Linked DNA regions of Homo sapiens: regions 2 and 3 are each linked to region 1. A link is a contact called in ENCODE Hi-C data. All regions are on one chromosome and are shown on one strand. The core of a region is the stretch at or near the end of the contact, and the rest is flanking DNA. Distances in the headings are between cores, read along the strand shown.

Region 1 (4,929 bases), core at 400-2,899:
CTGGATCCTGGAACCAAGTCCTCCTCCTATTATGTGTTTATTGAATAAATAGACAAATGTATGAGCAGATTTTAAAAAACTGGTTAATTCCTAAGTTCCATGAAGGGCATTAGTAGAAGAAATCTTTTGAGGACCTACATTTTTTTAATCTGCAAATGATGCTCTCGTTGTTGTATGACTGAGAAACTCTCAACACAGAGACACCTCATTTTAACTTAACATGATTGTGCTACAACTGGCTTAGATTATTTTTCCTAATAAATGAAATTCTACAGAAATGACAGTTCCCTGCATTTTCTCCTAATCCATTTATTGGATTGATGTTCCATGAATTTTCAATACTTTACATACATTGAAACAAGAAGGTCAATCGTAACCTCCTTTCACCCCTTCTTGGAGAATTTCCTTCAACCAGAAATCCATCAGTTTGTTTTTTGGTGTGTGCTCAGCCCCTCTTTTGCTCTCTCCCTCCCCAAAGGGAACCCTTTTATAAGCTGAGATGAACCATTTAGATTCTCCCTTTTGAAATGGTCAAGCTGAGAAACCCAAATTGAGTTCTATGATCCTGGCACTGAAGATTCTCGGGCTAAGTCATAACATGCTTTGTGGTCTGTGTTTCAGAGAGATGAATGTAGGTGAGCTGTGTCTGGGGAAGGGAGGAAGGTACCAGGCCAATTACACTAACCACGGAAAGAGGTGAGGAGAGCCACCAGGTACCTGCAGTGGAAATAAATGGAAAAAGCACTTGGTGGAAACTGCACCGAAGAGGGGGTTTGTCGAAACAAAAACAATCAAAGACATAGGAGTTCAATCTGGGTGACTGCTGGGGACACAGATGCCTTTAACAAAGAGATCACAGAAAGCATTGCCCCTTTGAGGGTCTAGATGTTCAGCAGGCAACTCAAAACTGGGAATTCAAACAAGCCTCCCTTTGTGACTTAATATGTTCTTTTAAAAATTGTACTGTATTAACAGTTTGGTAGGAAAGCAATAGAATTACATTGTTAAAGAGTGTTAACATAAAGAAGGAAGAAACTGTAATTCCCCTATTACCGTTTTATGTTTTTTTCCAGTCATTTTCCGGATGTTTAAAAATATGTACTATTAGATTGCTTTTAAAGAAAAATTTTAATTTTGGATAAGCCAACATTTCTGAGTCTAGGGTTTCCAAAACTAAGGCTTTTGGAGGCGTGCTGGGTCAAAAATAGAAGCTCGGTAAATACTTGCTCAGTAGTGGCCTAGAACACTAAATATAAATTAAAAATGTTTTCTTTTTTTGAGGATTTAAATGTTTCCTTAACCTGAAAGCGAAACAGATTTTTGTTTGTTTTGCTGTAACGAGAGAGGAAGGAACAAGAGAGTGACAGGGTGAAGCAACTTCTCCCAGAAACTTTTGGGCGCAAACGCCCTCAAGTCCGGATCATTGGAAAGTAACTCGAAGAGAGGAGAGAACTAGCGCAAGCGTAGCCTCAAGGCGGCCGCAATCACCCCGCCCCGGGGCTGTCTCCGCCCCTGCCCTCTCTCAGTCGCCCCGCCCCGGGGGCTGTCTCCGCCCCAGCCTTCTCTTCGCGTTCCGCGTTCCGGGTTCCGGGGGAAGTGTGTTACGGGGACACTGGCCCGACTACTTTCGTTCCGTCTTCCATCGTTTTCTCTCGTGCAATGGCGTCCGGGCTGGTAAGATTGCTGCAGCAGGGACATCGCTGCCTCCTGGCTCCAGTCGCCCCCAAGCTGGTCCCTCCGGTTCGGGGAGTGAAGAAGGGATTCCGCGCCGCCTTCCGCTTCCAGAAGGAGTTAGAGCGGCAGCGCCTTCTGCGGTGCCCGCCGCCGCCCGTGCGCCGGTAGGAGCCACCTCGGGAAGAGGTCTCAGGGTGGCGGTCGCAGACACTGGGTCTTCTTCCCGCGGCGTCGTGTCTGCGGCTGATGCGCCCCTGGGTTAAGCCTTAGGAAGTTTGCGATGGAGACACCCGTGAGCTGTGGGCGCGGGGCCTGAGGCAAAAAAAATGGATTTGTGCCGCGGGCGGTAGAGCTTCGGGCTGTTCCCGACGTTTTGAAACTACCATTTAGGATTTTGGCTACTGAAAATTGGGAGAAATGGGGCTAACTGGAGGGTCTTCCTTATGTGGACTTGGATGTTGTAGTCCCCGTTTGTAATGCCTGAGAATTCCGATAAGCGGGAAGAAAGCAGCCCACAGCATCGTAAATTAAGGAGAAAAAAAATTAATCTACAACCTGAATTCTGCTGTCTAGAGTAAAAGGAAAAAAAGTTAGCTTTAGATTTTTGCCCTAATTAATGCTGTTCTGGTAACAGGTTTGGCAGAGAGAGACACAGGTTTTTATAGCTTCAAACCAGATCATACTTTACATAATTTAAATTCCTTCATCTTGCTTTTTCTCTTTAATAATGTGTGTTTGACATGTTGTCATGGTATTACAAAGATATGTACCTCACTCTTTTTTATGGCTCTGTATATATGGGCCTATGAGCTCCATATTATTGCCATTAAAACCTATGTAACAGCGCGTAAAGGGGACGCATGTGTAGTATGAAATTTTGAAAGCTATTAGTACTTTAACATTGCCCTCCAAAAAATGTTGATCCACTTTGTACTCCTACCAGTAGGAACGGTCTTCTAACAGAGAAGATTATAGCAAAAAATAAAATCTCTTCTTAATTCCCATTCCCTTGTTTATTATAAGATTAAGTATTTTAGGCTCTCAAAGGTGGAAGAAACTTTATGGGTTGGACAGATTATATAGGTGTATATGTTATATGTATATCTTACGACTTTCAACCTAGGTTTTCATACTTTGCTTCCCTTTGTTTCTTAAAGGGGTTTTATATTGTGTTACGTATAAGTAATCCAGAGATGACTTAAAGTATACAGGAGGATGTGCATAGGTTATATGCAGATACAGGTATACCTCATACATATTGTAGGGTTGGTTCTAGACCACGACAATAAAACGAGTCACATGACTTTTTTAGTTTCCCAGTGTATACCTAAGTTATGTTTATACTATTCTGTAGTTTATTAAGTGTACAGTAGTAGTGTCTAAAAAGCAATATATGTACCTTAATTTAAAATACTTTATTGCTAAAAAATGGTAACACAGAGACACAAAGTGAGCACATGCAGAATTGCTACAGACCTTCAGTTTGTAAAAATAAAATGCAATAAATCTGTGAAGCACAATAGACCGAAGTACAGTGAAACGAAGTGTGCCTGTACTACACCATTTATATGAGAGACTTGAGCATCCATGAATTTCAGTATCCAGGAGAGTCCTTGGAACCAATCCCCTACAGATATTGAGGGATGACTGCAAATATAACATACTAGTGTTTATGGCTTGAATCTGTGAAATTAACATTTATGCTTCATACTTAGGTATAAAACATAGTATCATGGTTAGAGCAGAAATAAGGAACCTAAAAGTTAGGCTAATGGCTTGGTCTTTTATATTGAAGAACCAATTTCATGTGACAATTGGATCAAAGGGAAAATTAATCCAGTCATATATGTAGAATATAGCAAAGGACTGCCAGTATTTATCTGACTTTAGTCTTAACATTTAGAATATCAACCTGGCATTAAAAAGAAATATAACCTTCTTTCATTTCCTTTATATAATTAATAACATTACAACACAGTGAACAATTTTTATATCACAGTAACAGGTTGTTCTCTTTACCATCTCTTACTGTCTTTACATTTTCAGTTCAGAGAAGCCGAACTGGGATTACCATGCAGAAATACAAGCTTTTGGACATCGGTTACAGGAAAACTTTTCCTTAGATCTTCTCAAAACTGCATTTGTTAATAGCTGCTATATTAAAAGTGAGGAGGCCAAACGCCAACAACTTGGGATAGAGAAAGAAGCTGTTCTTCTGAATCTTAAAAGTAATCAAGAACTATCCGAACAAGGGACATCTTTTTCACAGACTTGCCTTACACAGTTTCTTGAAGACGAGTACCCAGACATGCCCACTGAAGGCATAAAAAATCTTGTTGACTTTCTCACTGGTGAGGAAGTCGTGTGTCACGTGGCTAGAAACTTGGCTGTGGAGCAGTTAACACTGAGTGAAGAATTCCCAGTGCCCCCAGCTGTGTTACAGCAGACTTTCTTTGCAGTTATTGGAGCCCTGTTACAGAGCAGTGGACCTGAGAGGACTGCACTTTTCATCAGGGTACGTAACTATTAATTGGACATGCTTGAGATAGACAGAAGGGAAAATATTCTTTTGTAATTCACTTCTTTGATATATCACCTTGGAAGTGAATTTTTCTCCCAAGAAAAACTGAGAAAGACCTAAAGGTTTTTTATGGAAGGGCTGTAATTATTCCAGTTGTCTCTTATTATGGATATCATCAGAAGTGAATATTAAATTGTGGGTTGTGATTTCTGAAGGACCACAAGCCATATCATCTTTAAGTTTACATCCTTAGGGCCAAGGATACTGCCTGCATGAGAGATACTCAGTAGATGTTTGGTGAATGAGTGAAGTCAAAGGACACTATGCAGAGGCCTGTGCTTCAGTACCAGCTGCTGTCTGCTCTTCCAAGTGATGAAATGTTGGATTTCAAGTCCCTCTAATGTAAAACTCTTTGTTAGCTAGTGGCTTAGCTAATTCAGATTCTTATGTAATTGGTACAACTTGACTCCCACTGTCCTTTTATAATTTATTAACTGGGAGAAGTTTTATCCTCTGCCATTGGATGAAAACATGAGGTTTTGTTCACTTTTTGATAATAGAGAGTCCACACAATCACTTTAAGTCATAAAAACAGTCTTGATTCAGGCACCTATCTGACTGACATTCAGTCTTTAAACCTGCTGTTGGAATCTGTTCATTTAGTTTTGATACCAAGTTTGATAATTTTGTTAGAGAATATCTGTATTTACTGACACTTCAGGCTTTGTTCATAG
Region 2 (4,393 bases), core at 1,791-4,290, 5.1 Mb before region 1:
ACCCAGTAGTGGGATTACTGGATCAAATGGTAGTTCTACTTTTAGTTCTTTGAGGAATCTCCACACTGTTTTCCATAGTGGTTGTACTAGTTTACATTCCCACCAGCAACATCACTGGCAATGAATTCTTTAGCTTAAATGTTGCCCTCATTCTGTGGGCTTATTTTAAAATTGCAGATACCACTGTGAGAGGTAATAGATTAAGTCCCTGATTGTAAAAAGAATGTGTTTACCTGATACTTTCTGCTCTACAGTAGAGATGTAGACACACAAATTCTGAGTTTGCTAAAGGTGATGTTAAAGAACAGGAGAAGGGCGTACAAAAAGCAGAGGGCTATTGGGAAGCCTCCCTCCCACCCCACCAGGTTCTGTTTGCAGAAGAACTGGCTTCTGGCGTGATTTCTGCCCTTCTTTGACTCTGTTTCCTTGTGCCAGACTCTCCTGCATACTGGGCTTCAGTTTCTCCTTGGAATGATGAGAAAGGTGGGCTGGAGAATGGGGTGTCAAGGCCCCTCCAGAGTCCATGTGTTCTGGGTCTTTAACCACAGGTTTCCGAGAGAGCGCTTTTGCCTACGCCATCGCAGCAGCTGGCGTGGTGCACGCCGTGTCCAATGCGTGTGCCCTGGGCAAACTGAAGGCCTGTGGCTGTGATGCGTCCCGGCGAGGGGACGAGGAGGCCTTCCGTAGGAAGCTGCACCGCTTACAACTGGATGCACTGCAGCGTGGTAAGGGCCTGAGCCATGGGGTCCCGGAACACCCAGCCCTGCCCACAGCCAGCCCAGGCCTGCAGGACTCCTGGGAGTGGGGCGGCTGCAGCCCCGACATGGGCTTCGGGGAGCGCTTTTCTAAGGACTTTCTGGACTCCCGGGAGCCTCACAGAGACATCCACGCGAGAATGAGGCTTCACAACAACCGAGTTGGGAGGCAGGTGAGAGCCCCACCCCTGGGTCTGCTTCAAATCTCTTTGCCTAGGGCCTACCCCTTGCCCTGGCCTACCTCTCTTCTGAGGACCACGTTGCTCCCACATGTCACACCTTGGCAATCTTCTCGTTGACCCTGTCTAATTCAACAAACATGCACTGAGTATGCACTGTGCACCAGGCACTGGACTAGGCCTGGGGATACAGGGCAGAAACAAGCCCTGTTGCCCTGGATCAGCATACCACCTGCTGAGCAACCTGCTTCTCCTACTTCCTCGGGTGATCACCCAGGAGAAAGGACAGGGGTGCAGTCAGGACTTCAGGAGTCTAGGCCTGGAGCTCCCATCTGACTCCTCCCCTATAGAGTGACAAGGTTGAACTAGATCATCCCTAAGGTTCCCCCCAATGCTAATGTTCCATGATCCAGTGATCTCTCCCAGCCTTTCTGTGCAGTCTAGAATGAGGGATTCCTGCAAAGTAAGGGGTGTAAGTGAAGTTCCTAGGGGCCACTGGGGAACTGTGTTATGGTGCCTTTCTCCTTTATCCTCTGTCCTCAAATGCTCCTACTACCTCAAGGGTCATTCATTAAAAATAAATTAAATACATACACACATACATAAAAAAGCAGCAGAAGAAAGGATAGTGGTAATAGCCTGCATTTATTGAGTGCTTACTATGTGTTAGGCACTGTCTTGAGCACTTTCCTACATATTAACCTATTTAATCCTTACAACTACCTATGAAGTGGGCACTGTTATTAACCTTATGTTGAGATATGGAAACTGAGGCATGGATTGACCAAGAAGCTTGCCCAAAATGATGCAACTAGTGAGAAGGTGGTCCAGGCAGGGTTCATCCCCAGGCAGTTGACCTTTGAGCCTGTTCTCTTTTGTTCTACAGCGTTGAGTCCACATTCTGATGCCCTGTTGGCTCTCATGGTAGCTCAGCACTGTCCTTTCCTGAGCATTCCATCTCCATCATCCCTTCTTTTGACTCTGCTCAGCCTGTTGAGGCCTTTTACCTGGCTTCCTCTCACTCTGGCTGGCACCTTCTCCATCTCACTCTTCTTTCTCTTGGCCTCTTAGCCCACGATGGGTCATCTTCCTGCACAAAGCTGATTCAGCAATTCCCATCTTGACTTAGAGGCGGGGTAAACTGAGGCACACTTACCCTTGGGTCATGTCCAGCTCCCACCCAGCCTGCCCTGTACAGCTCTTTTCCCAAGCCTCACCGCCATCCCAGCCCATACCAACGGTGCCTCCTCCTCCTCCTCCTCGTTAAACTGGTTAATTAATGGCTGCTGCCCGTGGGAAGCAGATGTTCTGGAGCTGTTGGCCTGGGGAGGCATTGGTCTGGTTCCCACGTGGTGCTGACAGCACAGGCTGCGCATGCACGCTGTGGAGCCCTTTCAGACCTCGAGGGGAAGGCGCCCTCTCTTATGGCCCTACTGCCCAAGTTTAAGGGCCCTGGATCATTGCCGTCCCTGTCTCAGGGTGTGTTTTCGGAGTGGACTGAGGGAAAGGAGGGGATGTGGCCAACTTCTTACGGGGTTTCTGGTGAAAATGTCAAAGGGTTCTTAGTAAGGAGACTCTAGAGCAGGTTGTGAGCTGGGTTGGGGGCGGCTGGGTTGCGTTCCCATAACCACCTCCCTTGGAGGCCTGAGACCTTCTCCACTTTCACTGAGCTGGAGAGCCTGGCTCTCTCCGGTTCCATTCTGTATTAGGTAGAGCTTTGGCCCCTGGTGGCGCTGACTTTTCCTAGGACGAACCATGGGTCTCAGCATAGTGCAGAATGAGCCCCAGGCAGCATAATCGGGGACAGTTTCCCCAGCACTTGTCCCCCTCCTTTGGCTCTCTACAAAGAGATGTAGGGGGAGCTGGAGAGGGAAGGACTGAGAGGGGGACCAAGGCTTTCTGAAACTCACCGAACACCCCTCCACCCACCCCACCACACACACACACACACACACACACACACACACACACACACACACACACACACACACGGCCTGGAGCGAGATACAGCGGGGCCAGCACCCTCCTGCTCCTGGCCCCTACCCCAGGGGTGGCAGGAGAGGGAATTTCCCTGCCTATTTGGGATCCCCCTTCAGGAAGCAAGAGCCTCCAGCCCCAAGGGCCCCCTGCAGCTGCTGGAAAGGCGGGCAGGAGAGGAGGGGAGCCGGCAGGTGGGAATTCCCCCGGGGCCTGGCCTGGTGGGAGGTGGGTGGGAGAGGCAGAGGCAGAGGCAGAAGAGCAGGTACAGAAGTTCTTCTGACTGCCTGGTTGTGGGACCCTCGCTCCCGGCCTCAGCGTTTGCCTCTGTATAATGGGAGTGGGTTTCAGAAGCAGGCCAGGCTAAGCGCTGGGAGGGGAGTGGGGCTGCGCGCCGTGTCACCCCTCACGGTGCCTCCCTCCGCAGGCAGTGATGGAGAACATGCGGCGGAAGTGCAAGTGCCACGGCACGTCAGGCAGCTGCCAGCTCAAGACGTGCTGGCAGGTGACGCCCGAGTTCCGCACCGTGGGGGCGCTGCTGCGCAGCCGCTTCCACCGCGCCACGCTCATCCGGCCGCACAACCGCAACGGCGGCCAGCTGGAGCCGGGCCCAGCGGGGGCACCCTCGCCGGCTCCGGGCGCTCCCGGGCCGCGCCGACGGGCCAGCCCCGCCGACCTGGTCTACTTCGAAAAGTCTCCCGACTTCTGCGAGCGCGAGCCGCGCCTGGACTCGGCGGGCACCGTGGGCCGCCTGTGCAACAAGAGCAGCGCCGGCTCGGATGGCTGCGGCAGCATGTGCTGCGGCCGCGGCCACAACATCCTGCGCCAGACGCGCAGCGAGCGCTGCCACTGCCGCTTCCACTGGTGCTGTTTCGTGGTCTGCGAAGAGTGCCGCATCACCGAGTGGGTCAGCGTCTGCAAGTGAGCGGCCCGGGGTCCCCTGGGCCCTGATCGAGGTCCCCTCCTGGAGCCTGGCCCTCTGAGGCTTACGGTCTTGGCAAGGCAGCATCGCCTTGGCTCTTGGGAAGAGGAGATTGGACCACATGATCTTATAGGAACCCCTCAGCTCTGAGGTCTGTGATCGCCGGACAGTCCAGGCCTGTCTGAACCCCACCACTCACTTCTGTGGGCTCTAGGACTGACTGGGTTCTTCCTCCCTCCCCGAAGCCCAGACAGTTCAGTTGGGCTGGGGGTTGCTCCACACCCTAAAACAAGCCTCAGCCAGGCAACCCGTCAGTCTGTCTCCATCCTTTCACCCCTTCCCTGGAGATGGGAGGTGGGGAATGAATGGAAGCTGACGGGCAGAGAGAGGAGGATTAAAAAAAAGAAATAGACATAACTGAGCTGAAGTAATTCCATAAAGGGCCCAGACAGCCTCCTCCACCATTCCCTTCATCATTCATTTAACAAATATTTATTTTGCACTCTCTTTGCGGCACTCTGGGGGCGGTGGGGTGCGTGGGGGTGGCAATGCAAGGCACT
Region 3 (4,356 bases), core at 473-2,972, 6.0 Mb after region 1:
ATTCTGAGGAAGGGAGAGACGCCGAGGAAGACAGGATTTGAGGTTTTACTACCTTCGTTATTCGAACTCCCCTCTAACTTGTTCCTGTACTAGAAACCCACTCACTATGGAGAAGGAAGGAGAGGGGCTGAACTGATGGACAAACGTTGTAAATAATAGGTTTTATGTAATCCACATATAAATAAATTAATCGCCTGACTCGCTCTGAATGCTAATACGATTGGGGTGACAATTGGCCCACCTCCCTCCCCCAAGTCCTAGTTAAACCCACCTACCACCAATTTCCATTCTGATCTATTTAAAAGGATACTCTATTCCTCTCAGTCAAGTTTCTCGGCTTCTTTAGGCCTCCCTGCATGCCCCCCTCGTCATCATCCTCCCTCAGCCTCAACTTCCCACGGCTTAAAAAACTGCCCCGCGCAGACCCCGTCTCCGGGCTCGCCCTCCCTCAACCGTCCCTCGCCGTCCCCCTGGGCAGGAAACCCCTTACTGCGGTCTAAAGTCTCTCTGGCCTCTCCCTTCTCTGACCCTCGCTTCCCACAACTGTTGTCACTGGAGCTGCTTCCTAGTTTCCATTTCCGGGCCGTCCACGGCCCCGGAGCCTCCCCTTTCCCGATTTCCGGGCCCCTCGTCCCATTTCCGGGGAACCCTTGCCGTCTTCACACCCCCCACCTGCACTTCCGGCCCCCCACTTTCTCTCTTCCCAGACACCCTCCAAGCTCCAAAGCCCACTTCCGGCCCCCCTTGGTCCCCGCCGAGCTCCCCAACACCCGCAAGCCTTACCCCGGTTCTGTGAAGGGCCCTCCTCATTGCGGGAAGCCGGAGGAGGGACCCAGCGACCCCTACCTCCCGCCAGGCCCCGGTCCCTCCGGCCGCGGCCGCCCTCGAGCGTCTCTCCCGTCCACCCCCGGCCCGGTCCTTCCGCGGCCCCGCCGCCGCCGGCGCCGGGAGCAGGCCAAGCGGGGGCCGAATCGCGGCGATGACACAACCGGGCTTCCTGGGACTTTCTGTTCCAGCTCCTCCCCCCGCCCCCCCAACCCCTCAGCTGGCCCCCTCCCCCAAGGCTTGCCCCCGCCGCCCAGAGCTGCGCCCCAATTACCTAGTTAGGCCCCAAAGTCTCCGGTCCGGACTCGGTGGCGCGGCAGTAACTTCCACTAGCTCCCCCCACCCCCCCCAGCGGCGCGGCGGCGGCGGCTCCGGGTTCCTTCAATTATCAGCTGAGCCGCAGCACCGCGCCCGGCGTGCGCCTCCGCCCGTGCCGCCTCCCTCCCCGCCTGCTCTGACACCCTCGGGGAACTACTTTGTCCTCGGGCTCCGGTTACGGGCTCGTCCGCGGGACCGGCACCGCTGCCTACTGGCGGCCCATCACATCGCCCCTCCCTCCCACGCCTCCCGGCTCGACTCTCTCAGCAGCCTCCGATCTCCGCCCGATCCCTTCGAGGGACCAGGAAGGGGACTGTGGAGATCTACTTGGTATCCCTCCGCCGGGGTCACCCCCTCCCCTCCGTGGTAGCAGGAACTAATTCCCCCTCGGGTCACCCGGGACCTGGAGCTGGAAATTTCACGGATCAGGGTTCCCTAAGACCCTTGGAAGAGGGGACGATCGCCCCAAGTTAGAAATCCTTCTGCCAGCTCATAAGCGTGGTTCAATTTAAACTAGGGTTTTGGCCCCTTGACCCCAACCAAGCCCCGCCCCTTCCTGGTTGTCTTAGCGACGGCGGTGGCGTCCCAAGATGGCGTCGTGGCTGCCGGAGACTCTCTTTGAAACTGTAGGACAAGGCCCGCCGCCTAGCAAAGACTATTACCAGTTACTGGTCACCCGGTCTCAGGCAAGTGCGAGCCGCGGTTTACCCTCTCTCCTAACTCCCTACCTGGCCCGGTTGGGGCCCGGGACGCAGGCTGTGCTAGGCCAAGAGCAACCGTAGCCCGCCGGAAGCGCCCAGTCCCGGCTCCGCGCCGGGAGATTTTCCTCGTCACCTCGGCCTCCTCGGTCCGACGGCCCGCGTGTCCCTGCTCTCCCCGAGCCCGGCTAGTCCCTGGCAAGCCTTCTCTGCCTCCCCGCGGTGCCGCGTGCTCCTTTCCCGCCACCCCGGCTTCTTACCCGTAGAGTTTCCTCCGCGCGAAGAGGAAAACGGGCGTCTCCGGCTTGCGTGCGGCCTCACCTCAGCGTGAGAAGGAGGGAAAGAACGACTCAGCCAAGTGTCCCAAGGAGGAGCCGGCTAGGGAGGGGAAAAGGAGATTGCCTCTTTTCCAGGATAGGAATTAATCATGGAGAATTTTATAAATCTCTTTGTGGCCTTTACGCGTGCCACGGCCACATCAAAACTTAGTTATTTCTAGTAGCAACTGACGATTGGGAGCTCTTACCTTTTGGAGTCCCTTCTATCCCATTGAAAGTGTGCGGGTGGTGGTATAAAAATGTTTCAGCTGCTCTGCGCTTCAGCCCCACCCATAATGACATCTGCTCCACAACAATAAGACCGAGGATTATATTATCTCCAAAGTAACCATCGGCCTATTTTTATGCCTACTTTGGTTATTGAAGGTGGGCTTTTGGATGATTTACTGTGTCCATGAAATTCTCAACTTGAGCGGGGCCTCCATTGGGAAGACGTTTCTAATCCTGGCTGAGTTTACGCCTGTCACTGAGTTATTCATGCACCCTGCCCTTTCAATAGATACTATTCCTATAAAATGAAATTTAGAAGTTTGTATATATTTGTTTTGGTGTGCATATTGATCATTCCCTCAGTTTTTCCAGGAGCCCTTAAACAAAATAGGTAATGAGTTAATTTTTTTATATTTTTGAAAGCATCTTTTAAAATATAAATGTTAATATATATTTTTTAATTTAAGATTTAGAAATATTACAAATGTAAAATCAGCCTGTCCAAAAAAAATTTTTTTTAAAACAGTACTGCTCCTTGCGGAGCAGGGCTAATTCATAGGCAGTGGGCCCAGGGTCAGACTCAAATTTTTAATTAAACTGTTCTTAGGGGGTTTTGCACATTTAGTGATGTATGAAATACTGAAAGGTATCCTTTTCTGTACTTTTTTTTTGGTGTTGTTTTTTTTTTTTTTTTTTTTTTTTGAGACGGAGTCTCGCTCTGTCGCCAGGCTGGAGTGCAGTGGCGCGATCTCGGCTCACTGCGACCTCGTTTCACCATGTTGGCCAGGATGGTCTCGATCTCTTGATCTCGTGATCCGCCTGCCTCGGCCTCCCAAAGTGCTGGGATTACAGGCGTGAGCCACCGCGCCCGGCCTTGTACATTTTTTAAACGGATTATTGATTTTTCCATTTGTTTTAAGATTTGTTTGTTTATTTATCGAGAGGGAGTCTCCCTCTGTTGCCCAGGCTGGAGTGCAGTGGCGCGATCTCAGCTCACTGCAACCTCCGCATCTCCTGGGTTCAAGCGATTCTCCTGCCTCAGCCCCCCGAGTAACTGGGATTACAGGCGTGCGCCACCACACCCAGCTAATTTTTGTATTTTTAATAGAGACGGGGTTTCGCCATTTTGGCCAGAGTGGTCTCCAACTCCTGACCTCAGGTGATCCAGCTGCCTCGGCCTCCCAAATTGCTAGGATTATAGACTTGAGCCACCGAGCCTGGCTGGCTTTAAGATTTATGATCCTAACATTTCTTCACCTCCTAACATGAGTGGTCAAAAATATAATCTGTTCTAATCTTACATGATTTTCTATTTTTATCTACCTCAAGTAAGTTAGAATGTTTTAATTTTTACAGCCTTTAAAAATTTGTCTTTTTTTGCATTTTCTTTCCCCTGAAGGTCTGGTATTTTACAAGTATGCTTCATTTCTCTCATTTGTAAGCCTCACCAGGCTGAGTATCTTGTTACCTTTTTATTTTAGTAAATTATCCTTAGGAGTGCTCCCTGGCATTCGGCTTCCTAAAGAATAATTCTGTTGTTGGTGTTCTTCAGACTTTGCTCTCAAGTCTAACTTAGGCGCATGCCTTCCTCTAACTACTCTTTTTTTTTTTTTCTTTGAGGCAGCGTCTCGCACTGTCGCCCAGGCTGGAGTGCAGTGGCTCAATCTCAGCTCACTGCAAGCTCCGCCTCCTGGGTTCACACCATTCTCCTACCTCAGCCTCCCCAGTAGCTGGGATTACAGGCGCCCGCCACCACGCCCGGCTAATTTTTTGTATTTTTAGTTGAGATGGGGTTTCACCGTGTTAGCCAGGATGGTCTCTATCTCCTGGCATTACAGGCGTGAGCCACCGCGCCCGGCCCTAACTACTCTTTTTTAAGAAATCTTTCCCACCATCCCTTCAGTGTTCTTAATTTTTCTTTTTCTTTCTTTATTTTTATTATTTATTTATTTATTTTTTATTTTTTG

Evidence for each region. A loop is a pair of places that touch in the nucleus more often than their neighbours do. Pooled maps may share reads with other maps.
Region 2: a loop to region 1 is called in a pooled map, with 4 times the contacts of the local background. The contact joins the enhancer-like site here to the promoter of MRPL44 in region 1. A Hi-C loop is called at or near these places in 2 of 37 single-sample maps with no recorded cell type and 5 of 50 pooled maps.
Region 3: a map of CD4-positive, alpha-beta T cell shows a loop between it and region 1 (20-fold over the local background). The contact joins the promoter of FBXO36 here to the promoter of MRPL44 in region 1. A Hi-C loop is called at or near these places in 1 of 168 maps with a recorded cell type or tissue (CD4-positive, alpha-beta T cell), 1 of 37 single-sample maps with no recorded cell type and 10 of 50 pooled maps.

The regions. Positions count from the first base shown.
Region 1 is chr2:223,955,814-223,960,742 of GRCh38, forward strand. MRPL44 (mitochondrial ribosomal protein L44) reads left to right here and starts at 1,650. Exons shown (of 4, transcript NM_022915.5): 1 at 1,650-1,838; 2 at 3,721-4,189. The coding sequence starts at 1,660. RefSeq lists a silencer at 1,425-1,494 and an enhancer at 1,565-1,734.
Region 2 is chr2:218,889,436-218,893,828 of GRCh38, forward strand. WNT10A (Wnt family member 10A) reads left to right here. Exons shown (of 4, transcript NM_025216.3): 3 at 549-928; 4 at 3,339-4,393. The coding sequence ends at 3,836. Among named protein-coding and RNA genes, the nearest start is that of WNT10A, 11 kb to the left of the region's middle. RefSeq lists enhancers at 2,479-2,608, 3,125-3,707, 3,209-3,288, 3,319-3,388, 3,819-3,898 and a silencer at 3,469-3,678. Within about 2 kb of position 3,041, at least 12 of the 41 ENCODE cell types and tissues checked have a DNase peak (open chromatin) inside an H3K27ac peak, as active enhancers do.
Region 3 is chr2:229,920,781-229,925,136 of GRCh38, forward strand. FBXO36 (F-box protein 36) reads left to right here and starts at 1,723. Exons shown (of 4, transcript NM_174899.5): 1 at 1,723-1,829. The coding sequence starts at 1,734. It overlaps TRIP12 (thyroid hormone receptor interactor 12), which reads right to left and starts at 1,229. Exons shown (of 42, transcript NM_001348323.3): 1 at 1,100-1,229. RefSeq lists enhancers at 284-784, 785-1,285, 1,942-2,001 and a silencer at 722-1,111.